Regions from separate parts of the Mus musculus genome. Here region 2 is linked to region 1. The links are chromatin loops, found by intact Hi-C in ENCODE. Cell type or tissue: heart. All regions are shown on one strand. Each heading gives the region's core, and the rest is flanking DNA. Links, peaks and the distances in the headings are about the cores only.

Region 1 (12,178 bases), core at 4,767-7,266:
TTAGTGAAGTCTTATTACACTGGTTTCCTTTTCACTCTCATAACGAAATTCTTTCATTTCCTATATTTTATCTAATTACGTTTCCAAACGAGGACAAATGAAGACAGAGGCGAGGGCTACGAGATATTAATGTGGTCAAAAGAAAAAAAAAATCACCCTCCAAACACTCGTGTTGCACATGCATATTTTTATTGAGGCAATGTCAAAAAGCAAAGAGCAATGTGTTAAAAATAAATAAATAAATGCAAAATCAAAATGGCCACAGGTTTGTTTTTGGGAGGTCCAGGAGCAGATCAGTATCACCCTGTGCTGTTTCAGATGCTGATCTGAGTTTACAAAGGGCTGTTCAGCCAGAATTTTCTCCCGGGTCATCAAAGGCACCGAATGAGTAGACACAGTATTCTTCACGGTTATATAATTCCCATCAGACATTTCCACCCTCCTAATGATCAGCAGTACCCCAAGGGCTCAGAGGTCTGCAAAGCCTTCCAAATTGACAAGATCTGCCTGTCATCCATGGTGTAATCGTAGCTCAATTGGTTCAACAGAACCAGAAACGGCTGAGCCTGATCCTGAAAGATAAAGCTAGGAACCAAATGGAATTGCTAACAATGGCTTGAAAAGAACACAAACAACTCAGGGGCTTACCGGACTCAGGCAACCCCTACCAGCTGTGCTCTGCCTCTATCCTAGAAAAGCCAATCCAACGCCCACCCTGAAGTAATCGTGAGAAGAAGCCCCAAACCGAGGGGAGGTGTGTTGCCTGGAGAAAACTTATCAAGAGTCCAGAACATAATCCAAACTCTCATCTCCTTCCTGAAGCAGGGAGCAGGGAGACGGGAAGAGCCCTTGGGCTAATAGGGTACCAGCAAGGGTGTGGGACTCTTCAATCTCTCCTCTCCACCGAGGTCAACTTGCTGACCAAATAAGTCTTTTCTCCAAGCTAATGTTGTGCCAGGGAAATGTTAGTGATCCACAAAACCACACACAGGAGCCAATCTGATGCAACTCACAGCAGGGTCTTTATTTTATTCCAGCTAGCTTCCCCCCGCCCCCAACGCTCCACCATAAGGATGGTTTTGGTGGTGGGAGAGCCCTGAATGTCTATGGGGCTTTATAGTAAGCAGCAAGCAGGGAATACTTGTGCAAGCATCTAATTGGGAAGCTACTGAGGCCTTTAACAGAATTGGCTGATGCTGGGAGTCATATCATAAACTTAATTTCTGTCCCCCTCTGCATTGGTAGTCACTAGGCAAGGGGTGGGCGTGTAACCTGGGGGCGCAGGTTTGTTGAGGGAATAACCTGGAGACACTGGTCTTATTGGGGGTGTAACCTGGAAACTCTGCTCTTGTTGCAGATTAGCCTAGAGACTAGAGCTAGGCTCAGGTTTTGTTGGGGGAGGGCAACTTGGAAACTAATGCTAGATACCAGCCTGTTAGTCTACCTGAGTTCAAACTTAGGTCAGGTTCTCTAAAATGGAGTCTGAATTTTAAAGCTTTGACATCTCACTATGACTTGTTAACTTGTTATGAGACCTATGAGGGTCATAGCCCCTAATAAACTAGCCTTGGCTACTCATCCTCAACAGGCCAACTGAAAAGACAAATCCACAGCGAAAAGCAGAAAAAAAAGAGATTTGATCAGTGTGGCCACACTGGGAAGGGGGACAAAGTGGTCCAATGACCTTCCCTCCACAGTCTATCTTTGAGATCCTGACATGAGGTTTAGGTTTACATAGAAGGTGAGGCAGCTAAGCAGCCTTGGACAAGGTGTGATCCCTCCAGTCATCATTCCCATTGTCTGGGCTCCAACCTTTCCCCAAAAGGTGGTCTGAGTATCTGTTAACAGGGTGTGAAATCTCTTCCTGGCAGATCAGTTCTCTTCTGGTTGGCACAGGGATTCAGCCTTCTCTCTCCATCATCCTGAGAGATTCCTGGGAGAAATTCCATTTCTTGTGGGTCTTTGTCTCAATGTCCGGTGGCTGAGGAGATGGGCGCAGGGAAGAGGAGCTTCAGAGCATCTTCATTTCTGCCAGAGTGCTTATTCTTTGGAACATACCCGATCCTGTCACGAGCAGAGCTGACTGTGGAGCTAAGGGTCCCCTTTGCCAGGTAGATATAGGTCTCAATTTGATTCTAACATTTCCTACCATGGCCCCCAGTCTTGTCTTTTGCAATGGGAATATTTATTCTGTGCCATTGCACATGGAAGTGTGCAACTCTTAAAACATGTATTTTATAGGCTCTTGCAGAAGAGACTTTGGACTTTCGATCATTGCTGAGTCCATTAAAGACTCCAGTCACTTCTAAAGTTGGGCGAAATGTACTTTTTTTTTACACTATGAGATGGAGAATTTAGGGGCCAGGTAGAATGCTATTGCTTAAAGTGATGTGTGGGCTGGAGAGATGCTGATAGAACCTAGCAGAGAAGCCCCGACACACACACACACACACTCAATTCCCGATTCGGAATGCACCCAAAAAATCACAAAGGATCATCTTGATGTAATTACATGAGGTCGTTTAATTACAGAGCTCTGGACCGACATGCATCCCACACAGGAGATAACGGATGTCAGCTACGAGGCTCAAAAGCTAGGGGTTTTTATGGGGTGAGGGGCTTAGGGGTGTGGAATTCAGCATAGTGACACACTATTGGCTTATTCAAACATCAGCAGAAAAATTACATGTACATGCAGGATGTCAGAGTTCTGTGAGTTGTTGACTCAGTTAAGGTAGCCCTGTTATGTCCTCACATTCCTCTTTATCTTTAAGGTTAAGCTGTTCCCAGGAATGTTTTAACTATGGGGCATACCCGGGTTTGTTTTTCTTTTTTCTCAGCCCCAGGCAGCCTCTAGGCTCATAAACAACCAGCAATTTCTGAGTACTTTATATGACTTACAGGTCTTGAAATTTCACCTTTCTTTCATTCCCCTCTTCTACTAAGTAATTCTAATCTTAGAATTTCAGAAGTCTATATCTCTATGTGGAGGATAGAAATCATACTCTTTTTCTATCTTAACTATAGGTTGGTATTGACGCTGGAAGATCATAAGCTGTACTGCATTTACTCTATTTTTAGCATGGGAACAAAAACAGAATAAGAAGGGATAGTGAACAGGACTAGGCAGGGACCCTTCTAGTGAGGCTTGAGGGTCTCAGCATGACGCAGATGTAGCACGTAGATCAGATCTCTGGCTGGAACTGGTGAGATGTCTTTGGGGTACCCGGCTTGTTCGCTGTAGCCAATTGTGACCAGACTTCTTTCTGCACCACCTGCAAGCCTTTTAACTTAGCATACAGATCATTATTATAACAACATGTAAGTTTAAACACATCATTTTTAGACAGTACTGGGCATAGGAGCCCCATAAAGGATCTTAAAAAGAGTAGGGCATGGGGAAGGAGCACCAAGTCTGTGCCAGTTACCATGGTTAATTTTGTCAAGGTCTCTTTTAGAGTTCTATTTATTCTTTCTATCTGTCCTGAGCTCTGAGGTCTGTACACACAATATAATTTTCATTTGACCTCTAAATACTTGGCCACACCCTGACTTACCTGGGCAACAAAGGCAGGGCCATTATCTGACCTATTGCTTTTGACACTCCGAACCTTGGAAAAAATTTTCTTTAATAATCTTCTTGATGACTATCTAAACAGTCTAATTTTTACAGGGAAAAGCTTCTATCCATCTTGAGAACGTTCACAAAAAACAGAAGGTATTCATACACATATTTTTCTCAGTAAAGTCTATTTTCCAGTAGATTTCAGGTCTGTCTTCCCATGGGAGGACTAGTTTTCTTTCTTCAGTTTCTACTATTCTATACAGGGTTTCTTTTACCAGTCTTAATTTGTCTATAACTTGATAGTCTTCAGACTGTCATGATCATTGCTCTTTGGGATGCCTGTTTGGTGGTTAGATCTGCCATCTGATTTCTTTTAGCCACAGCATCTTAGGTCTTTCTCTGCAGATGTCAACAGCCCTCTTTGTCTGTATATTGCTCCGTACAGTGGCAAAAGCATACCTGCTGTCAGTGTAGACTTCTCTTTTGCCATTTATAGAGCTTGTATCAAAGCCACAAGTTCAGCTTTCTGTCCACCACTGCACTGCTGTCCCCGCCTTCCGCTTACCTTCAACCGCGAGGCTATTGCCATCTGTGTACCAGCTCAAACTCTCAGGCCAAGGCTGATCTGATCCTTCAGATCATTTCGAGTATCAGTTTCTTCTGCCAGAATGTCAACACAGTGATGAGTAGGTGAAGTCTCAAACAGTAGGTTAGTGAAGGTCACTCGTTCAGTCAACAAAAAAGTTCTGATAATGTGTCCATCGGTCAGGAGAACAGTTGGATAATGTTTTCAAGAGCGTTAGTCAGTGGGGGGGGGGGGGGGCTGAACCACACTTTCTAGGGCATGTGCCAAGTTTTGTCTCAGAGTCAATTTATCTGTATCCTTGCCCAGAAGCCACTATGTGCAGACAAGCAGGCCATCTTACAGCCACCAGGTCTAATTTCTTACAAGTATGCCACAGGTCTTTTCCAGGGTCCCAATCTCTGAGTAAGAACCTCTTTGGCAATACCTTTGTTCTCAGTCACATCTAGAAGGCCCAAAGCTGGGGATGACATTAGGGCAGTCTTAATGGCATCCAAGGCCATCCAAGGTTGTTCTTTATTTCTCTATACGAAGGGCTGTTTATCTCTTTAATTTAGCAAAACCTGGAATCCACAATCTGCAAAAGCCTGCAGTGGCCAGGAACTTTTCTAACTTGTTTTGCACTGGTCAGTGGGGGAATATAAAACACAGTCTCTTTTCTAGCTGCTTCGACAGGTAGGCCACCGGCCTCTTATAAGGACTCAGCTTCTGTGTTAGCACCCCTTCTGCTATCTCTTCACTTTTAGCCACGAACAGGTGAAAGGATTGGTCATGAGGGGGGCTCCTCTTCTTTTTGTTGGGGCAGTCTCTCACCCAGTGCCCTTTTTCTTTACAGTAAACACATTGATCTTTAGCCAAAAGCTTTCTTTTGTTGCCAGGTACTATCTAAGTTTTCTAATTTTCCTGACTCTTGTGGCCAGCATTTCATTTCTCTTATCTCTTTTTAATTTCCTGACTTTCTGTTTCTTACAGATCATTTCTAAGTGCTAGCATTATTAGCATGTGCCACTTTGCTAGGTTCTAGTCTTTGTTATTTACCTCTCTTTGCTGCTGTTTCCTAACTGTAATGGAGATCTCATATAATGTTTTCTCTATATATTATCTTTTGTTCCCCCTCCTTGTCTTTGCTTCCTTTGGATGTTATCTAATTATCACATCTATATTCTGTCACTTATCTTCTCTCATAGTTCGCCTCTACCCTGGTTTATATTTCTTTCTCACTGCACATCTCTGATTCTGACTCTGGTCTCTGTCTTTGTCAGCCTCATGTTTCCTCAACTTTTTTTCTTGTCTGACTCTTATTTACTGGTTCTTCCTCTAAATATTTCTCATTCAGAGTATCTCTCTCATCTCAGACCTCTCTAACCTCCTTCATCTCTATTTTTACTTCTCCTCACTGTTAACCTCTCTATTTGCCACTGTCATCTATCTCTCCTGAGTCTGCTGAAGCTTTGCTCTTAGCTCACTTCTTTGCAGACCTCTACCCTTCCTTTCTTTCTCCTCCTCTGCACTTTCTTATCGACTTACCCTGTCCTTCTTTTAACTTCTGTAACTTCCTGTTACCTCGGTCAGATTGTTGGGACACTTTCTAGTTCCACAGAGACAAGACCCCCATCAGAGCCTGGCAGTTAGATTCGCAGGTGCTCCTTACCTTGGACAGAAGCCCCAAGTGGGCAGATGCCCCCCCTCACTGGAGCTTGGAACAGACTCACTGCCAGCAGTTCAGGGCGGGGTCACCCTAGAAGAGAAAACACTAGGCAGGGAAGGGAGTGCAGCTTTCACAGCTGGCTGTACCGGACCACTCATATCTCAAAGTAAAAGCAGTTTTTCTGTTGACAAGAGACGGGATGCAAGGGACAGGGGAATGAGAAGCTGCCAGGGAACCTGCTGCGCTCTTGGCCAGCTACTCCCACAGCCTCTTCTTTTTCTCTTCAGCAGCCACAACATCCAGGGCCACTGACTTCTCAGGGACCACCCCTCTTTTGCTCCGGGTTTTCCAAGCTCATTTCTCCCTAGGCTCCAGGTCCATGGGCGGAACCACTGTGACCCACTGGCTGCTCCCTGGAGTTGGAGTGGGAGGCAGAGCAGCTGAGGGTCTGAAAGGAAGTGGTCAGCATAGGGATCTGACAGGATTCTTATTCCAGAGGGCATAACTTAATAACAGTCGTCAGTCGTTAGTCCAAGTCTGAACACAAAGAGACACACAAGACACACACAGAAACCATTTTCAGGCAACCACCATAGAATCACAGTACCACAGAAATGACAAACACAAGCAAGACCAATACAGGACGTCTTACACGCGATTTCCAGAGAAGCCTGACACTATCTGTTCCAGGCATATACTGAACCATAGCTGCTGCTGGGTTGAAAAGGACTGTTTCAGATCCAACTTCCCAGCTTGACACCAGAGCATCCTCCAACGTTGTGGCCTGTCTCACTGTCACTGCGACCAACCCAAATGGACCTCTCTCCATAGCAAGGCCCCCAGAACCTGAGACCAGCCTAAAACCAAACCAAGATAATCAGTCAACTCCTTGGGACCAAAACCAGACTTGAAACCAGACAAACCAAAAGCAACACAGAATCAGAAGGTGGTCTAATGGAGGACACACAAGTGAACAAGACAGACAGACACACAGACATACAGACAGGAAGGCAGGGAGGGATTCCACTTTACCTCTGATGTACGATATCTGTGTCCCATGACGAAAACCACAAACAAAAACAAGACAGCAACAGAGGAAAAAAAGACACCAGTATATCTGAGCACACTCGTCTACGCCTGGACTTGTACAACCAGCTTCCTGACGGGGGTCGGATTCCACATCAACACCCTTCCTGACAGGGGTCGGATTCCACATCGACTCCCTTTCTGGAAGAAAAAGCACCTTATTTTTCTCACTCTGCCAGATGACAGTCAGACCTTTCTGACTGTCCCTCACCCTGGGCACTTCCTCCAGGGTCACCCTTGGAACGTCTTCCAAGGTCATAGCCTATGGGGCCTTAGAAGTCTTCCTCCCGCAGCCACTAGGTCCTTACGGTCCACAGTGGCAGCTGCCAGAATACAGAATACCAGAACTGAAAAACCAAGACACAAGGTGGGACTCAAACCCACAATCTCAGAACTGGAAAACCAAGACACAAATTCAGTGGTGTCACACTTAGACAACAGACAACATACAAGACTCACACAAACAAACGTACCTCCAAGGGGTCCTTCAGGGTTCCTGGGTGTCACACAGATCTCGGTGGAACCTCCAAATGATAGAACCTAGCGGGGAAACCCCCCACTCAATTCCCGATTCGGTGTGCACCCAAAAAATCACAAAGGACCATCTTGATGTAATTACATGAGGTCGTTTAATTATGGAGCTCCGGACCGACATGCATCCCACACAGGAGATAATGGATGTCAGCCATGAGGCTTGAAAGCTAGGGGTTTTTATGGGGTGAGGGGCTTAGGGGTGTGGAATTCAGCATAGTGACACACTATTGGCTTATTCAAACATCAGCAGAAAAATTACATGTACATGCAGGGTGTCAGAGTTCTGTGAGTTGTTGACTCAGTTAAGGTAGCCCTGTTATGTCCTCACATTCCTCTTTATCTTTAAGGTTAAGCTGTTCCCAGGAATGTTTTAACTACGGGGCATACCCAGGTTTGTTTTTCTTTTTTCTCAGCCCCAGGCAGCCTCTAGGCTCATAAATAACCAGCAATTTCTGAGTACTTTTTATGACTTACAGGTCTTGAAATTTCATCTTTCTTTCAATGCCTCAGGGTTTAAGGGCACTGGCTGTTCTTACAGAGGACCAGTGTTCAATCCCCAGCACCCACATGGGAGCTCACAACCATTGTTAACTCCAATTCTAAGGAGCGCAAACCCTTGGCCTCCACAGGCACAGCACATACAATGTGCACAGACATACATGCAGGCTAAACGCCCACACACATAAAAATGAAAATGACGTGTTTGGGTGTCAGATTGACAAAGGGGGGGGGGGAGCTGGGTTGACGAATCTCACTGTCAATGAGATTTAAGATAATCATAGAACCACATCTCTGGGTGTCTCTGTGAGGGCTTTTCCAGAAAGATTTAAAGAGGCAGGAAGACCTACGCTGAGTATGGGTGATACCATCCTATGGGCCTGATTCTGGATTGAATAACAAGGAGAAAAGGAGTTGAACACCAGCCTGTTGTATGACTGGCTGCTTCCCTCCCAGCTCCAAGCTCCCAGAATAATGCCTCAGACTCGAAATATATTTATAAATACCCAAGTCATACAGTTAGGCTCCTTCCCTGACTAGCTAATAATTTAAAACAACCCATTTACATTTATCTACATTCTGCCACATGGCTGGCTACCTCTGCTCAGATGCCACGCATCTGTGTTCCTCACATCTCTCTTGGCTCTCAAGTCTGGCTCTATTTCAGAATCATTTCTGCCTTTGGGATGCCCCACCTTCTACTCTCTCCATTCCTATAAGCTATAGGTGTTTTAATTGACAGGTGATACATCCATACAATACACAAGATATTCTCTGGACACTGGCACTTCTCTGCTTCCTGACTCAAGGAAACAGGACAAGCCACCTCCCTCTCCTGCTACTGAGCCTTCCCCAGGATAGACTACACCCTCAGAATGAGCCAAGCCTTTCCTTCCGTGTGTAGCTTTTGTTAGGTAATTGCTCCAGCATCAAGACAAGTAACTGGCACAGTAATGGAGACTCCTGCTGGCAGCTCCCAGGAGGATGGTCCAGAGGTCTCATAAAAGCCAAACTTCTGGTCCTGGGCACTGGGCAATGTGTTACGGTTGTCCAGGCAACAGAAAAAAACAAAAAAAACAAAAAAACAAAAAAACCCACTCAGCTTTGTGACCCATCAGACTCCGCTCTGTGAACCTCCTTCCTGAGAGGATAAGTCGGAATGGATTACTTCAGGCTGGAGGTGACTCAGAAACAAGGACCAGGGACAGGAAGGGTGGGTGGGTGGGTCTGCTTGGGGCCGGAGAGCACACAGTCTGGATGGAACTTATCAGACTAACTTGGCAGAAGGATGGTCAGCAGGGCCAGGGGCTCCTGTCTTCCCAGCTCTCACAGACGTTCTGTGAGCTCTCATGTCGAGGCCACGCTGGGTTAGGGTTCTGCTGCCCACTTACAGTTAGTACACCAGGGTGAGAAGTGAGCAGCTGGCAGGCATGAGGACCTGAACCCAGGCCTGGTGGCACAGGCTTGTAATCCCAGTGCTAGACAAGTGGAGACAGGCAAGCTCTTGCAGCTCCCTGGGTCTCAAAAGCCAGCTGGCCAGCTTAGCCTACGTGACAAGTTTCAGACCAATGAGAGACTCTGTCTCAAAAAATAAAAATAAACATAAAAAAAAGTGGATGTTGTTAGGTTTCAAATCCTGGACAAATGTCTGAGGTGCCTATTTACCATATCAAAGCAGACCTGGCCCCAGGTTCTCCCTGCACCCCATCAGTCCCTATCTGTTACACAGCCCTCCTGGCTGGCACACCCTGCCCTCTACCCTAAGGTTCTCCAGCCCAGGGGGCTGGTCTGTTCTTCATTATATAATCCAACCATTCCAGTTAACCAACTTCTTTCTACCTTTTGGCCTCCTGGCTGCCGCCCCAGATTCCCCCTTGCCTCTCCCTTCCCCCCTCATCTCCCAGGTGACCCAGCTTAGGGCCATGTCCTCTCTGGACTCTCCCAGATGTCCCTGCCTCTGACTATACTCTCATCTCTACAGTAAATCTTCTCCCCCACTACACCCAGGACCAGACATTCTTCTTTCTTTCTTTCTTTCTTTCTTTCTTTCTTTCTTTCTTTCTTTCTTTCTTCCTTCCTTTCTTTCTTTCTTTCTTTCTTTTTACCAGAAGAATGACATATGAGGCTGTCCTGCCTCCACATGTATGCACGTGCATCTTCATGTGCTTAAATACACACAAAATTAAAGTAGTACATTGAGATGTGCCAAGGTGATGAAAGGGAAGGAGAGAGGGAGGGAGGGAGGGAGGGAGGGGAAGAAGAAGGGAAAGAAGGAGGAAGGAAGGAAGGGAGAGGGGGAGGGAGAGATGGAGGAAGGAAGGGAAAGAGAGGGAGAAAAGGAGGAAAGAAGAAATTTTTTTAAAAAAAAAGTGTTTCCATGACAAAATAACCAGCTACGAATCAGTAGGACTGCCAGGAGTTCTCCTGATCTCTCCCCAGTCACCCTCCTACTTGGCCAGCTAAGAAACCCTTCCTCTATGTGCCTGGCTGTGCCCCTCCCTCCTCTTCTCCCTCTCCTGGCCACCTGAACTGGGGTTTTCCTCCTGGTTCTGGCTCTGGGGTTTCCAGACCACCAACCCTTGAGTGGTTTCCACTGTGATCTGATTAAGAAATTGGCAAAGAATTCCAAGCAACCCTGGTCTACACTGCTTGTTCAGGACAGCCAGGGCTAGGTAGCGTCACCCTGTCTCAAACAAAACAAACCACAGGTTTATAAACCTCCTTATAAGGCCCCCAACAACAAAGCAAAGTACAATTCCACCAAAGTCACCCCGGGGAATCAATGGGCTTACTGACAGAACATGGGTGACCCCAAAACAGGAACACTGGAAATTCTACTCCCATCATGGATTTTGGCTTTCCCGCGGCTTCGTAGACAGCTCCCTTCCAATAACCTCCTATATCCTCTAGAACCCCCCTAGGCCGCGTCCAATTAGGGCAAATTTGCTTACAAATGGCTGGGGCCAAGTAGCTGGAACTTCAGGTGAGCATCGAAAGAGCTTCTCAACCCGCTTCTTCTATGAGGAAGCATCCTTAGTCAACAGACCCTACAGAGATGGTTGCTTGCACGCAGGCGCAGACACCTGTGGAGAATGGCCGCTGCTTTGCTCTGGAGGACTGCATCCCAAAACACCGTGGTACCTCTATGCATTCTACACCGGAATAGGAGGGAAGGAGTAAGGGCTGTTAGTAGCATGAAAGTTTACAGGGACCCAGGGAGGCAGGGAATGAAGACCCATTTCCTTAGGTGTCCCAGGCTCTAGGCTCTGCTCCAGCTGGCCGACACTCTTGGCTTGTCCTCACACGTGTGGAAGAAGGCAGGGCCTGGCCACAGGGAAGCCAGCAGGAGGGAACAGCGCCAGGAGACTCCTGTTTCCCAGCTGAGAGGGGCTTCCAGACAGCCCTCGGGAGCTGGGAAATAGGGCGTTCAAAGGGATTTGCGAAGAGTTAACACATACCCCTTCCGGAGAAGCTGGGACCTGCATGCGCACTCACGCTTAGTCCCTACAAAATGGGGCAAGGGACACAGTACAAAAAAAGTGGCTGGCCATGTACAACGCTCGGAAAACTGGGGGAATTCTGGGAATACCAGCATCTAGGGACTGCAAAAATTGAGAAGGAAAGAGAGCCATCAGGCCCCATCAACGCAGTAGACGGCTCTCTCCATTGCCCTGGGGCTAGGCTCAGAGATGGCTCTCTCCATTGCCCTGAGGCTGGACTCAGAGATCACGACCAGTGGGGATGAGATGGGTAGTGGAAATATTCTGAAGGAAGTGCTGGCAGGAAGAGCGTTGGGCACAGGGAGGACTCTGCCTCTTTAGAGAAAGTGATATGGGTCCCCAGGGTCCCTGCCAGCTCCACAGCCTCTCCTCCCACTGTGGTTTCCTCTTTGTGATTCTGGACTGACTTTCTCCCCACCCAGGGAAACTCCAGCCCTGGCCTGGGAACCTTTGGCAGGAACACACTTGCACCATAGGCCTGGCTGCCACAGAGATGTTAGGGAGGGGTGGCCTTGCCCTGTGCCCACTGGTCCTGAGTCTGGCACCTGGCAAGGTGGTATCTTCTCTGCTCCTGTTCGAGAACATCGAAACAGAAGGTCTCTTACCGGAGCACTGGATGGGAGTTGCGGGGTTCATAGCTGCTATCCATGCTGAGAGTTCTCCAGGGTGGGGGACAGGGAGCAGCCAAGGCTACAATTTGTTCCTGACCCCTGACCCTGGATGGAAGACCAGTGCTGTCAACCTCCCAAGGAGAACTGGATTCT
Region 2 (12,178 bases), core at 2,349-4,848, 55 kb before region 1:
AGTACAGATGGTTGTGAACCACCATGTGGTTGCTGGGATTTGAACTCAGGACCTTCGGAAGAGCAGTCAGTGTTCTTAACCTCTGAGCCATCTCTCCAGCCCTCTCTTTTGTTCTTTTTATAAAACACAACAGATCCTGTCTCAAAATCAAACCAAAGCACAAGTCTGTATCTGTTGTGATCTGTGCAGTTCAGGGTGTGCATTAACTCATGAGGAATCTTAGTATCTTACAGCAATGTGATCTGTGCAGTTCAGGGTGTGCATTAACTCATGAGGAATCTTAGTATCTTACAGCAATGTGATCTGTGCAGTTCAGGGTGTGCATTAACTCATGAGGAACACTTAGTATCTTACAGCAATGTGATCTGTGCAGTTCAGGGTGTGCATTAACTCATGAGGAACACTTAGTATCTTACAGCAATGTGATCTGTGCAGTTCAGGGTGTGCATTAACTCATGAGGAATACTTAGTATCTTACAGCAATGTGATCTGTGCAGTTCAGGGTGTGCATTAACTCATGAGGAACACTTAGTATCTTACAGCAATGTGATCTGTGCAGTTCAGGGTGTGCATTAACTCATGAGGAACACTTAGTATCTTACAGCAATGTGATCTGTGCAGTTCAGGGTGTGCATTAACTCATGAGGAACACTTAGTATCTTACAGCAATGTGATCTGTGCAGTTCAGGGTGTGCATTAACTCATGAGGAATACTTAGTATCTTACAGCAATGTGATCTGTGCAGTTCAGGGTGTGCATTAACTCATGAGGAATCTTAGTATCTTACAGCAATGTGATCTGTGCAGTTCAGGGTGTGCATTAACTCATGAGGAATACTTAGTATCTTACAGCAATGTGATCTGTGCAGTTCAGGGTGTGCATTAACTCATGAGGAATCTTAGTATCTTACAGCAATGGTTCTCAACCTCTGAACCACTGCGATCTTTTAATACAGTTCCTCAAGTTGTGGTGACTTTCATCCATAAAGTTATTTTTGTTACTACTTCATAGCTGAAGTTATGTTACTGTTATGTCTTGTGATATAAACATCTATGTTTTTTGATGGTCTTGGGTGACCCCTGTAAACAAATTATTCAATCCCAAAGGGGTTGCGGCTTACAGGTTGAGAACCATTCTTCCATCAGTGTTGGGTAACTTACTTGGTGGTGCATAGTTTCCAAGAAGCAAAGGTGGGATTTGAGCCCAGCCATGTATTTGCCACGGTCTCCTGCAGGCTCCCAGGGGCTCCTTCCCTGCACCTGCCCAACTCTGCCTAGTGTCCATTTCTAGCCAAGATATAAATCACTTCCTTACTATGCTAAGGTCCCTTTGTTTAGCAGCATTTGGCTTTCTGGGATTCCAGATGTTGTGGGGAAGTGCAGGGCACTAATTTTTGCAGAGCTCCTGTCCCTGCCGCTTTGCCAGCCATAGCATAGTCCAGGTCAGCCATAAAAGCCCCTTCAACCTTTGCTCTCTACTGCCTGCCTGGAAGAACTGCTGAGTGAGGATCAGGACACAAGGCAAGGAGTGGCATAAGTGTCAGCCAATGGGGGCGCTGTTCTGGCCCCTGGGCATCAGTGATAGGCCCAGATGTTGATGCCAAGTCAGGCCTATCCAATCAGAGAAGCCTCGAGATTAGTGCTGGGGGTTGTACAGCTGGAGTGGAGTGGACCAGAGCTGGGGAGCCTGTGGCCAGGAGAGTTGGAACATAGGATGTGGTGGTACCCTATCGGCTCCATCTGCCAATTGATGCCAAGGTGACTCCCCAACACGGGCTTCTGCTGAGTCCTCAGTGCTGCCAACCTAGTGGGGGAGAAGAGCAAGTGAGGCCACCACTCCCGATGTGCGATGTACTTACCAAGACTCCGGGTTGACTCCTGGATTATGTCTGCCAGAGCCCAGGGGTCAAGTTCTGATAACTTCTGTTTTTTCCTAGCACACGAAGAAGGTAGCCCCCCTCCCTGCAGGAGGGCCAACCCCCACCCCCACCCTCAGGCTGCTTACCTCGGCCGCACTGGTCCCCACCTCTGCTTGTCTCTTCTGTTCTTTTGTGCTTGTCCTGGCCTGCTCCCTGATGTTGATAGCCAAGAGCCAGAGATTTTTAGTTTCTCTCTCTCTCTCTCTCTCTCTCTCTCTCTCTCTCTCTCTCTCTCTCTCCTCTCTCTCTCTCTCCTCTCTCTCTCTCTCTCTCCCCCTCCCTCCCTCCCTCCCTTTCTTTTTTTTTCAAGACAGGGTTTCTCTGTGTAGCCCTGGCTGTCCTGGAACTCACTCTGTAGACCAGGCTGGCCTCGAACTCAGAAATCCACCTGCCTCTGCCTCCCAAGTGTTGGGATTAAAGGCATGCGCCACCACTGCTCGGCTTCTTTTTCTTTTCTTTTCTTTTCTTTTCTTTTCTTTTCTTTTCTTTTCTTTTCTTTTCTTTTCTTTTCCTTTTTTCTTTTTTCTTTTCTTCTTCTCTTCTCTTCTCTTCTCTTCTCTTCTCTTCTCTTCTCTTCTTTCCTCCTCCTCCTCCCCGCCTCCTCCTCCACCTTCTCTTCCTTTTCTTTTTCGAGACAGGGTTTCTCTGTGTAGCCCTGACTGTCCTAGAACTCACTCTGTAGACCAGGCTAGCCTCAGACTCAAGAGATCCACCTGCCTGCCTCTCCCTGGCCTCCCGCATTCTCAATTCACTGGCAGGTGGGGCGGGGAGGGGGCGTGGGGGTTGAGGGAGAGCAGGGAATGGGGTGAGAAGAGAGTCCTGAGCTTAGACACAGGCTCAACGCTTATGAACCGTTAAGGCTCTCCCAGAGTGAGTGCCAGAGAGCACGAGGCTGGGAACAGGATTGCCAAGTCTGGCTGGCTTTGGAGGAGAAAATGGACACTTCATTCTGTGTTCCACAACTTTATCCCTCACCAAGCCTTCGAAGTTGGGTGATGGGAGATCTGGACAAGAGTGGAGCCCGTCTTCTCCTCCCTTTCTCCCTCCTGCTGGCCCCTCTCTCCTCCCACTCGCCTGGCTTTCACTTTTTAATTCCTAGTCGTTAGGTTTTCTGATCATCTACGGTCTTTGGTCAGCCCCAGGTCCGGGCTTTGAACCTTGGTTCATCTTCTACAAGACAGGGCCCAACATCGGGCTCTAAAAGAGGGACGCAGGGACCAGGCCGGGAATGTTCTGGGCAGCGTTGGGGGGGGGGGGGGTGGGGGGTGCAGCGGCTGAGTTTCCTGTCTTCCCACCCTCACCCTAAGCCTCAGTGCCCAGACTTTCGGCCGCACCGGAGCCGGCCCTCCTTTTGCCCTCGCCGGGATCCACAAACCACCCCACACCCTGGCACCTGTAACTCATGCCCAAGTCTCCGACCCTGCTCAGCAGCCGATTGGGTTACTTTCGGGAGCGGGAGAGCGGAGGCGGAGCTCCCCGCCTCCAACCCCCGCTCGGAGGTGGCCGGAGGGATGGGCCGAGGGCGGGATCCCGCCTGTGCCCAATTAGCCAGGCGCGCAGCGCTAGCGAGCGCAGTTACAGCGGGTCTCCTGCCGCCAAAGCCTCAAGAACCCCAGATTTCAGCGCCCCAAGCCTGGAAGCTCCCCAGTTCTTCGTGGCCCCCAACAGCTCCGGAACCCCAGCCGCTGCAACTCTCCGCGTCCGAAATCCAGCACCCCGCAGTCTGCGCTCGCACCATGCAGCTAAAGTGAGTCCGTTCGCTGTTGTGTCCCGTGAGTGGGGTGGGGGAGCCGGGGACCCACCCGAACTAGGACTGAGATTGCCCGACGCTAGCGCAGCGGCTCTGTACCGGCGCAGATGTGCCCAGTTCCGGACGGCTAGCGGCCACACCTGGACCTGCCGGCTTGGACGGCAGGGGGCGGCGCAGGGCTAACCCGCTGCACCCGCGGACCAGACCCCGGCGCGTGGGCGGCTGTAGGCGGAGGAAGGGCAAGAGCCGGTACTGAAGGTGAAAACTCATAGCAGCCATGGGCACTGGCTTAGCCGCCGCCGCCCTTCTCCCTGTTGATTTCCCAGAAGGGAGGATGTGTGTTACCTCAAAGGCCAGCTGATACCCAGTGCATGGGGACAGGACACCTCCTTGTACACTTGACTTCCCTCACAGATCCAGACTGGGCAGGGGAAGTGGGAGGTGTGTAGGAGGGGTGTGTGTGTGTGTGTGAGAGAGAGACAGTTTTGCGCTCCGGCGTTTTGCAAATATTTCCCTCAGGCACTTGTACCGTAGACACTCCATCTCCACTGGCTACTTGCTGAGGTCCTCAGTCCACAAGTGTCCTAACCACAGAGTCTCCAGGGATAGAAAAGGGGAGACCTTGCAGGCTACCGAGTGCCTGCTGGCCAGTGGCTGGCTTGAGTTTGTGGTTTGCCCACTAATCATTCCTGGGGACACCCCCCCCCCCCCGTGTGTGCGTGTGTGTGTGTGTCCATCCATCCCTCCCTGTGGCTTCCCAAGGGTTTCTTTTGAGACAATCTTCTGAGAATTTCAGGGCTGCTGTTGAAAGAGAGGGAGAATTTTTGGTTGGTTGGTTGGTTGGTTGGTTGGTTGGTTGGTTGGTTGGTGTTTTTTTGAGACAGGGTTTCTCTGTGTAGCCCTGGCTGTCCTGGAACTTACTCTGTAGACCAGGCTGGCCTCAAACTCAGAAATCTGCCTGCCTCTGCCTCCCAAGTGCTGGGATTAAAGGCGTGCGCCACCACTGCCTGGCTGAGAGTGAGGTTTTATAAAAGGTGTGTGGGCAACTGTGAAGTGTCTGTGACCTGCTGCAGGGTCTTAGCCCCTATAGAGAGTCTCCATAGAACAGACGGCCTTGGGAGACTAGGCAAACTCTGGCTAAAGTATCCAAGACTGCTTTAGAGTAGGGTGAAGTGCCCTTCTTCCCACCACCCTTCTCCCCCCCCCCCCCTCACTCCCACCACCAACCAGACCTCTAAAAGGAGGCAGCTAGGCTGAGATACATAGGACACCGTCTTTTGTGTATCACCAAGGGCCTGGAACATGGCATTCCACCAAGTTTGGTTTCAGACAGTCCTGGTTCTCACCTGTCTCCTTTGGGGCCATCAGGTGTCTCTATCTCCTTCAAATGCAGCTTGTAACCATTTCTCTACAGAAGGTTAGGTCACAGGGAGGGGGCACAGACCTCAAAGCAGGGACTCTCAGAGCCCTTTCTCCTCACACAAATCTTTCTGAGTTTGGGAGCTGTTAGACTCTGGGGATTTGTGTTTGGGGGAGGGGGGAGTATGGTCCTGGTTGGGCTCTCTGAAGTCTCAGTGGAAAACCAACCAGCTGTCCTCCAATGGAATTCACATTTCTCCTAGGTGTCCCTGTTTTGTGTCCTTGGGAACCAGGCAGCCTGTTTGGAAGAAGCTCCATGTTTCTAGCGGGTTCTTTTCTGGTCTTGGTCTGTTCTTGCTGCTGTTGAGCAGCCTCTGTGCTGGTAAGTTGGGATGCATGCTGTGTGGCGCATAGATGCAGAACATTAGGGAAGCCCTGGCCACTGCCCCTACAGCCTCCCCAGAGGCCCACTGGAGAAAGCTGGATCCCCATACCTAGGTTGATATGTAGGGTTGGCAATCAGAAAGGGAAGTGCTTTTCCAAACTTTATACTTCTCTTTACATTTCTTGCTTGGGGTCAATGGAATGCCCCTCTTGGTCTCTCTGCATGGTGAATCATAAAAGCCACCTTTGAGGAGAGCTAAGGGTGAGAGCCTGCCAAAGCCAGGGAGGGAACCAACCTTGGCACTAGGTGGAGGCTCGCACCTCACACCTGAGTTTGCTACAAGACACTAACGAGCCCTCCTAATGAACCTTAGTAATGAATTCCTTTCTTGCCTTGGTGGGCTGAGGCAGGATTGGTGTTTGAATCTTAAGTAAATACATTGTGTCACTTTGAAGCCTCTGCAGAGACTGAAGTCGGTGCAATGGTGGGCAGCAATGTGGTGCTCAGCTGCATTGACCCCCACAGACGCCATTTCAACTTGAGTGGTCTGTATGTCTATTGGCAAATCGAAAACCCAGAAGTTTCGGTGACTTACTACCTGCCTTACAAGTCTCCAGGGATCAATGTGGACAGTTCCTACAAGAACAGGGGCCATCTGTCCCTGGACTCCATGAAGCAGGGTAACTTCTCTCTGTACCTGAAGAATGTCACCCCTCAGGATACCCAGGAGTTCACATGCCGGGTATTTATGAATACAGCCACAGAGTTAGTCAAGATCTTGGAAGAGGTGGTCAGGCTGCGTGTGGCAGGTAAGACTCTCAAAGCAGAGATTAGCTTAGCCCAGTGTGATGCTCGTCCTGAGGAAATCCAAGATTCAGTGGTGGGCTTCTATGCATCTGTGGAGCTCTGATCTTCTTCTTCTTCTTCTTCGATTTATTCATTATATATAAGTACACTGTGGCTGTCTTCAGACACACCAGAAGAGGGCATCAGATCTCATTTCAGATGGTTGTAAGCCACCATGTGGTTGCTGGGATTTGAACTTAGGACCTCTGGAAGATCAGTCAGTGCCTGACTGAGCCATCTCTCTAGCTCTGAGCTCTGATCTTAACAGAGTCCATAACTCAAGTCCATAACGTCCTGGTTTCAGAGAACCGCCCATTTAGCCATCTTTGTCTTCATTTGGCTAATTCAACTCAAAGTAGATACTGAGAACTGAGTTAATAGGGGAGTGTGGAGGTGGGGTGATGGCTCGTTAGGTAGAGTGCTTACCATATACACGTGAGGTCCTTAGTTTAATTCCACCACCCACCTAAAGTCAGGCATAGTAGCATGCATTTCTAGTTCTAACACTTGGGAGGCAGATAGGTGGACCCTTCGGGCTCACTGGTTAGCCAGCCTAGCCTACTGAGCTTTGGGCCAGTGAAAGATTCTGCCCTTCCCTCCCAAATAAGGTGGACAGCTCTTGAGGAACAACATTAGAGGTTGTACTCTTACACATGGGCACATGCGGCCCTCCCAGCCAGCACGTTTTCAAATGTGTGTACCTGAAAGGAGTAAAGGATGCTGGAAATCTAAATGAAGTTGGACTTTAGGGGAAGGCTTTTAGTCCAACCAAGGATTTGGGGCTACTTAGTGGGGAGGCAGATGTGTGTCCAGTGAGGAAAACTAGCCCCACATGAGGGAGCAGGAGTTTGGTGTGGGGGCCGTCACTACCCATCAGGCTCAGTGTCCTTCTCTCCACCCCCACTCCTGTTAGCTGCAATAATTACTTTTGCAGCTCCATGTCCAAGATACCTGCTACAGACAACAAAGGGACAGAGATGTGCCACAGTTGTTTCAGACCATCCTGGAGGGAGAGGTCAGGACAGCCCATTTGGTGGCAGGAGCACGCAGCAGAGTCTGCTCAGTGCACAGCAGACAAGGTTGCAGGGAAAAAGGGCAGCCTGGCTCTTAGCTCTTTTTTCTCTTCATTTAAAACATTTATGTGTATGGGTGTTTCGTCTGCATGCCTGTCTGTATCCTATGTGCATGCCTGGTGGCCACAGCGAGTCTAATCTCATGGGACTGGAGTTACAGATGGTCGTGAGCATCCATGTGGGTGGTAGGAACCAAACCCAAGACCTCTGGAAGACCAGCCAGTGCTCTGAACCATCCCCTCTAACACCTCCTACCCCCCATTTTCTCTCCTTATCCATTCTCCCAGTACATGATGGAAGTTAACTCAGTTAATCCTCTAGACTTCCTCATAGAGAAGCATCTGGAACAGATGGGTTTCAGTCCAGTCAAATCAGCAGTGAAGATTTAGCCATCTATATCTGTGGGACATTCCACCCCACAGGCAGCATGAGCCTCTCTGGCTTTGTTTTGGTTAGACATCCCCACTGGTCAAGCCTCCCTCACCGCTGCCTCCTTTCCCTGCAGCAAACTTCAGTACACCTGTCATCAGCACCTCTGATAGCTCCAACCCGGGCCAGGAACGTACCTACACCTGCATGTCCAAGAATGGCTACCCAGAGCCCAACCTGTATTGGATCAACACAACGGACAATAGCCTAATAGACACGGCTCTGCAGAATAACACTGTCTACTTGAACAAGTTGGGCCTGTATGATGTAATCAGCACATTAAGGCTCCCTTGGACATCTCGTGGGGATGTTCTGTGCTGCGTAGAGAATGTGGCTCTCCACCAGAACATCACTAGCATTAGCCAGGCAGGTAAGGCCCAGGCTGGGGCGTAGGGACTTTGGGAGCATCCAGGTTGTAGGTTAGGTGAGGTCCAGAGTCATAAACAGACTCCTTACAGATGATCCCTATCAGAGAGAGGCAATGAGGGAGGCTCTCGGTGTCTGAAGGCAGGGACAGTGATTGCTGCTCTGGCCTGTCACAAGAACTTAATGCTCACTGTCCAGGCAAATGATGAGTGTGCCTGTCACCCGCAGCAGCCGATTCTTGAACTCTTTAGCCAGTGAGGACTGAGAAGCACCGGGCCCTGGGGCTCCTCAGCAGCCACAGACCTTGGTCAGGATGGGGGAGGGAGGGAGGCATGCAGGGACACTTCCCCACATTCTCTTCCCACCCCACCCCAGGGAATTCAGCTGGCCCTGGCTGCTAGCTATGGACCACAAAGACATGACTCTCCCCAGAGGCCTTAGCTGTCCCAGTCTAGTTAAGGGACCAAGCCAGTCACCAGATATTAGAAGAATGATTGTATTAATAAAAAGTGTCCCAAATAGGTGACCCGCAGAGGGAGAATGTTGGGGTGCAGTGGGGTGGTAAATAGCTGTCTTCTTTGGCATCGGTAATGATACTGGCATTCTCAGTGGGCACCAGTGTGTTGTACAAACATCAAAGAGTGTCACCTCCAGAAGAGCCTGTATTTCTTATATACCCCTCCCTTGTAAGCCTGGGGAGAGTGGCTCCAAGTCTCATAGTAGGACAAAGTTTGCCCAAAGAGCACCCATATACCAGCCTGATATTTTTACGACTCACACAGTGACAATCGGAAGCCTTTTGAAAGCTGCTGCCCCTTTCTTTCCATGGAAAAGACTTTCCGGTCAAGGTCCTTAAGTCTTGAGCATTTTCCCTTTCCCTTTTTTGGGGGGTGGATGGGGGTGGGTTGGGTAGAGACAGGATTTCTCTGTAGACCAGGCTGGCCTCTGCTTCCCCAGTGCTGGGATTAAAGACCCTAGGTCCCATTTCCTTTCTTTAGACAGGGTCTCATGTAGCCTAGGCTGGCCTCAAACTCACTGTCTAACCAAGGTGACCTTGAACTCCTGAACTCCTGATCCTCTCTCTGCCTCCACTTCTGGAGTGTTTGGCCCTGCTCAGTTTATGTGGTGCCTGTGAACCCGAGGTTTAATGTATGCTAAGCAAGCACTGCACCGAGCCACGCCCCCAGCCCAGTTTCTCTTTCCTGCAGAAAGTTTCACTGGAAATAACACAAAGAACCCACAGGAAACCCACAATAATGAGTTAAAAGTCCTTGTCCCCGTCCTTGCTGTACTGGCGGCAGCGGCATTCGTTTCCTTCATCATATACAGACGCACGCGTCCCCACCGAAGCTATACAGGTTTGTGTGAGACTTGTTGACCGTTTACCTATGAATGCATTGGTTTCTACAGCTTCCTAAACTTTTGAAAAGATTTCATTTAAGATCCAATTTTAAAGTAGGCCAGTGGTGGCACATTGCCTTTAATCCCAGCACTTGGGAGGCAGAGGCAAGTGGATTCCTGTGAGTTTGAGGCCAGACTGGTCAGTAGAGTGAGTTCCAGGTCAGCCAGGACTACACAGAGAAACCCTGTCATGAAAAAAAAAATATCCAATTTTAAAAGCATACGCATACTTAGCAACACAGCCTGAATCCTCCCAGGAGGTTAGACCCTCCGTTTTCAATAGAGCCAAGCTAGTGGCAAGAAGTTCACAGTTCAGGCTCCAGAGGATGATGGATCCTAGATCCAGAGGTGGGATGGACGAGCTGGGGAGCGCCGAACCTTTAAAGGCACAGGCTCGCATTTAAACCCCAAAAGGACAGTTCCCAGAGATTGGATATAGTTCATTTCTATGGATTCTCTTCTAAGTCATGGGCAAGTATATACCTGGAGTCTTGTGCACTCCAAGGACAGGCCCAGAAAGTAGCAAAGTCGCCACATCCTACACATGGGCCACAGTGCAGGCTCTAAGGCTAGAAGGTCTAGAAATCCTCGGAGGACTCGGGAAGTGGAGGAAGCTAAATAGAGCCCCGTGCCACCCCCCAGCCCGGCTCAGCCTCCGACAGACCCTTCTTTCCTTTCCCACAAGCCACCCGTGTGTTTCCAGTTTGTGGCCAATACCAGTGGTGTCTGAACAACACTCCTCAGCCAGGCTGTGCCAGGGCTCCTGAGCTGGAGACACACAGAATCTTCATTTTTGAAAAAATATTTTCACTTGTATGTATGTATGTGTAGAAGCCCTTAGAAGGCTGTAAAGAGCATTGGATCCCCCAAACCTAAAGTTATAGATGGTTGTGAGCCACCATGTGGTGCTGAGAACTGAACCCAGGTCCTCTTGCAAGAGCACCAAATGTTCTTTTTTTTTGTTTTGTTTTTTTGTTTTTTGTTTTTGTTTTTGTTTTTTTTTGAGACAGGGTTTCTCTGTGTAGCCCTGGCTGTCCTGGAACCAGGCTAGCCTCGAACTCAGAAATCTGCCTGCCTCTGCCTCCCAAGTGCTGGGATTAAGCCACCACTACCGCCTGGCGCAGCAAATGTTCTTAACAGCTGTCTCAGGGTTTGTATTCCTGCACAAAACATCATGACCAAGAAGCAAGTTGGGGAGGAAAGCATTTATTCAGCTTACATTTCCACATTGCTGTTCATCGCCAAAGGAAGTCAGGACAGGAACTCACACAGGGCAGGAACTTGGAGGCAGGAGCTGATACAGAGGCTATGGAGGGGGGCTGCTTACTGGCTTGCTTCCCCTGGCTTGCTCATCTTGCTTTCTTTTAGAACCCAGGACCATCAGCTCAGAGATGGCACCACCCACAAGGGGCCCTCCCACCCTTGATCACTAATTGAGACAATGCCTTACAGCTGGAATTCATGAAGGCATTTCCTCAAGAGAGGCTCCTTTCTTTGATAACTCCAGCTTGTGTCAGGTTGACACACAACACCAGCCAGGACAACTGCTGAACCCACTCTCCATCCCTAACACCAAGTATCTTAAATGTTCCCTGCACACTTACACCTTCAACTCCACCTTCTCTTAAAAGCAAGGCTTTCTGGGGAGCCCCTGTGGGAGGTTGGGGAAGATGGTGGACAGAAGGGATGATGCTACTGGGAGCCCACCTTCCCACAAAGCCTGAACCTCTCTGCTTTGACCCACAGGACCCAAGACTGTACAGCTTGAACTTACAGGTGAGTCTGCCTGCAGGGAGAAGCTGGTTGACTGAGCTGTCATGACCTTTCACACCTTCGGCTGGTAGTTTTCCATACCTGAGAATTCCCAAGATGCAGAAACCCTGTCCTGTGGTGGAAACTTCTGGGCCCTGTACAGCAGACAGCTTGTCATAGGTCTCTGTGCCCCTCCTGCCTCTGCTCTGCAGGACCCCATAGACTCTGTGACTCTGGCAGCCCAGAGTCCCTTGGTGGAGGTGTATACTCCAGTTGCAGGTGGATTCGGTAATCTCCAGAGGTGTGGATTCTTATCTCAATTATCCACAGAGGTATCAGTTGACCACTGGGAGATATCCCTGGCTTTAAGTATTTTTACTACCTCAAAGTGATTGTGCCTTCCCAAACCCGGCTTTTTCACGTTAGAGATGGTAGTATGTCTGGTCCCCTTGGTGCAGTGGGGCCTGTTTGCTGACACCCACTGCCCCACTCCTGTGAACAAGCTAGTGTCAGGCCACTTTGGAGCCTGTGTTCTGGGCCACCTAGTCCTAACCCAGTCATGTGACTGCAATAGCCAGCTGCTTCTAGTTTTTAGAACTTTTCCCTCACCAGTCTGAGTCCCGGGAAGAATCATTTCATTGTCTACAAAATTAAAACACTGAGCATGGTTCAGTGGCATGAGCTTGCCTGGCAGGCATGAGGCGGCAGGGCTTGCCTTCACCTTCCTCTCTCTTCCCTCCAAGACCACGCCTGACAGGACTCTGCCCAGGATATGGACAGGGTTTCTGTGAGTTGCCACCAGGTGGATGTCAGACACAACTTCAGAGTGGACCCCCACAGGCCTGGTGACAGAGGACAACGAGCTGTCTGCTTATGGGCTGTGATGGAGGCCAGGAATC

What was found. A loop is a pair of places that touch in the nucleus more often than their neighbours do. Peaks named below come from ENCODE experiments on the same cell type or tissue, not always from the same donor. Only the 100,000 strongest peaks of a DNase experiment are listed, where the experiment ranks them.
Region 2: it touches region 1 in a loop (3-fold over the local background); 2 of 42 quality-filtered maps call a loop at or near these places.

Annotation. Positions count from the first base shown.
Region 1 is chr10:78,118,387-78,130,564 of GRCm38, forward strand. It overlaps Gm47922 (a long non-coding RNA gene), which reads right to left. Exons shown (of 4, transcript XR_003948914.1): 2 at 10,866-11,066; 3 at 5,800-5,886; 4 at 2,935-3,275. Among named protein-coding and RNA genes, the nearest start is that of Gm47922, 14 kb to the right of the region's middle. In heart, for the core only: no CTCF peak of the experiment used is centred there; a DNase peak (open chromatin) is centred at 5,855.
Region 2 is chr10:78,065,871-78,078,048 of GRCm38, forward strand. Icosl (icos ligand) reads left to right here and starts at 3,498. Exons shown (of 7, transcript NM_015790.3): 1 at 3,498-3,665; 2 at 5,291-5,409; 3 at 5,868-6,221; 4 at 7,837-8,130; 5 at 9,335-9,484; 6 at 11,274-11,303; 7 at 12,023-12,178. The coding sequence starts at 3,655. The coding sequence ends at 12,033. It overlaps Gm51775 (a long non-coding RNA gene), which reads right to left and starts at 4,605. Exons shown (of 3, transcript XR_003948913.1): 1 at 4,590-4,605; 2 at 2,005-2,071; 3 at 90-1,803. In heart, for the core only: a CTCF peak has its summit at 3,830 (motif pointing right); DNase peaks (open chromatin) are centred at 2,861, 3,401 and 3,801; H3K4me3 peaks cover 1,828 bases; H3K27ac peaks cover 1,364 bases; H3K27me3 peaks cover 1,134 bases.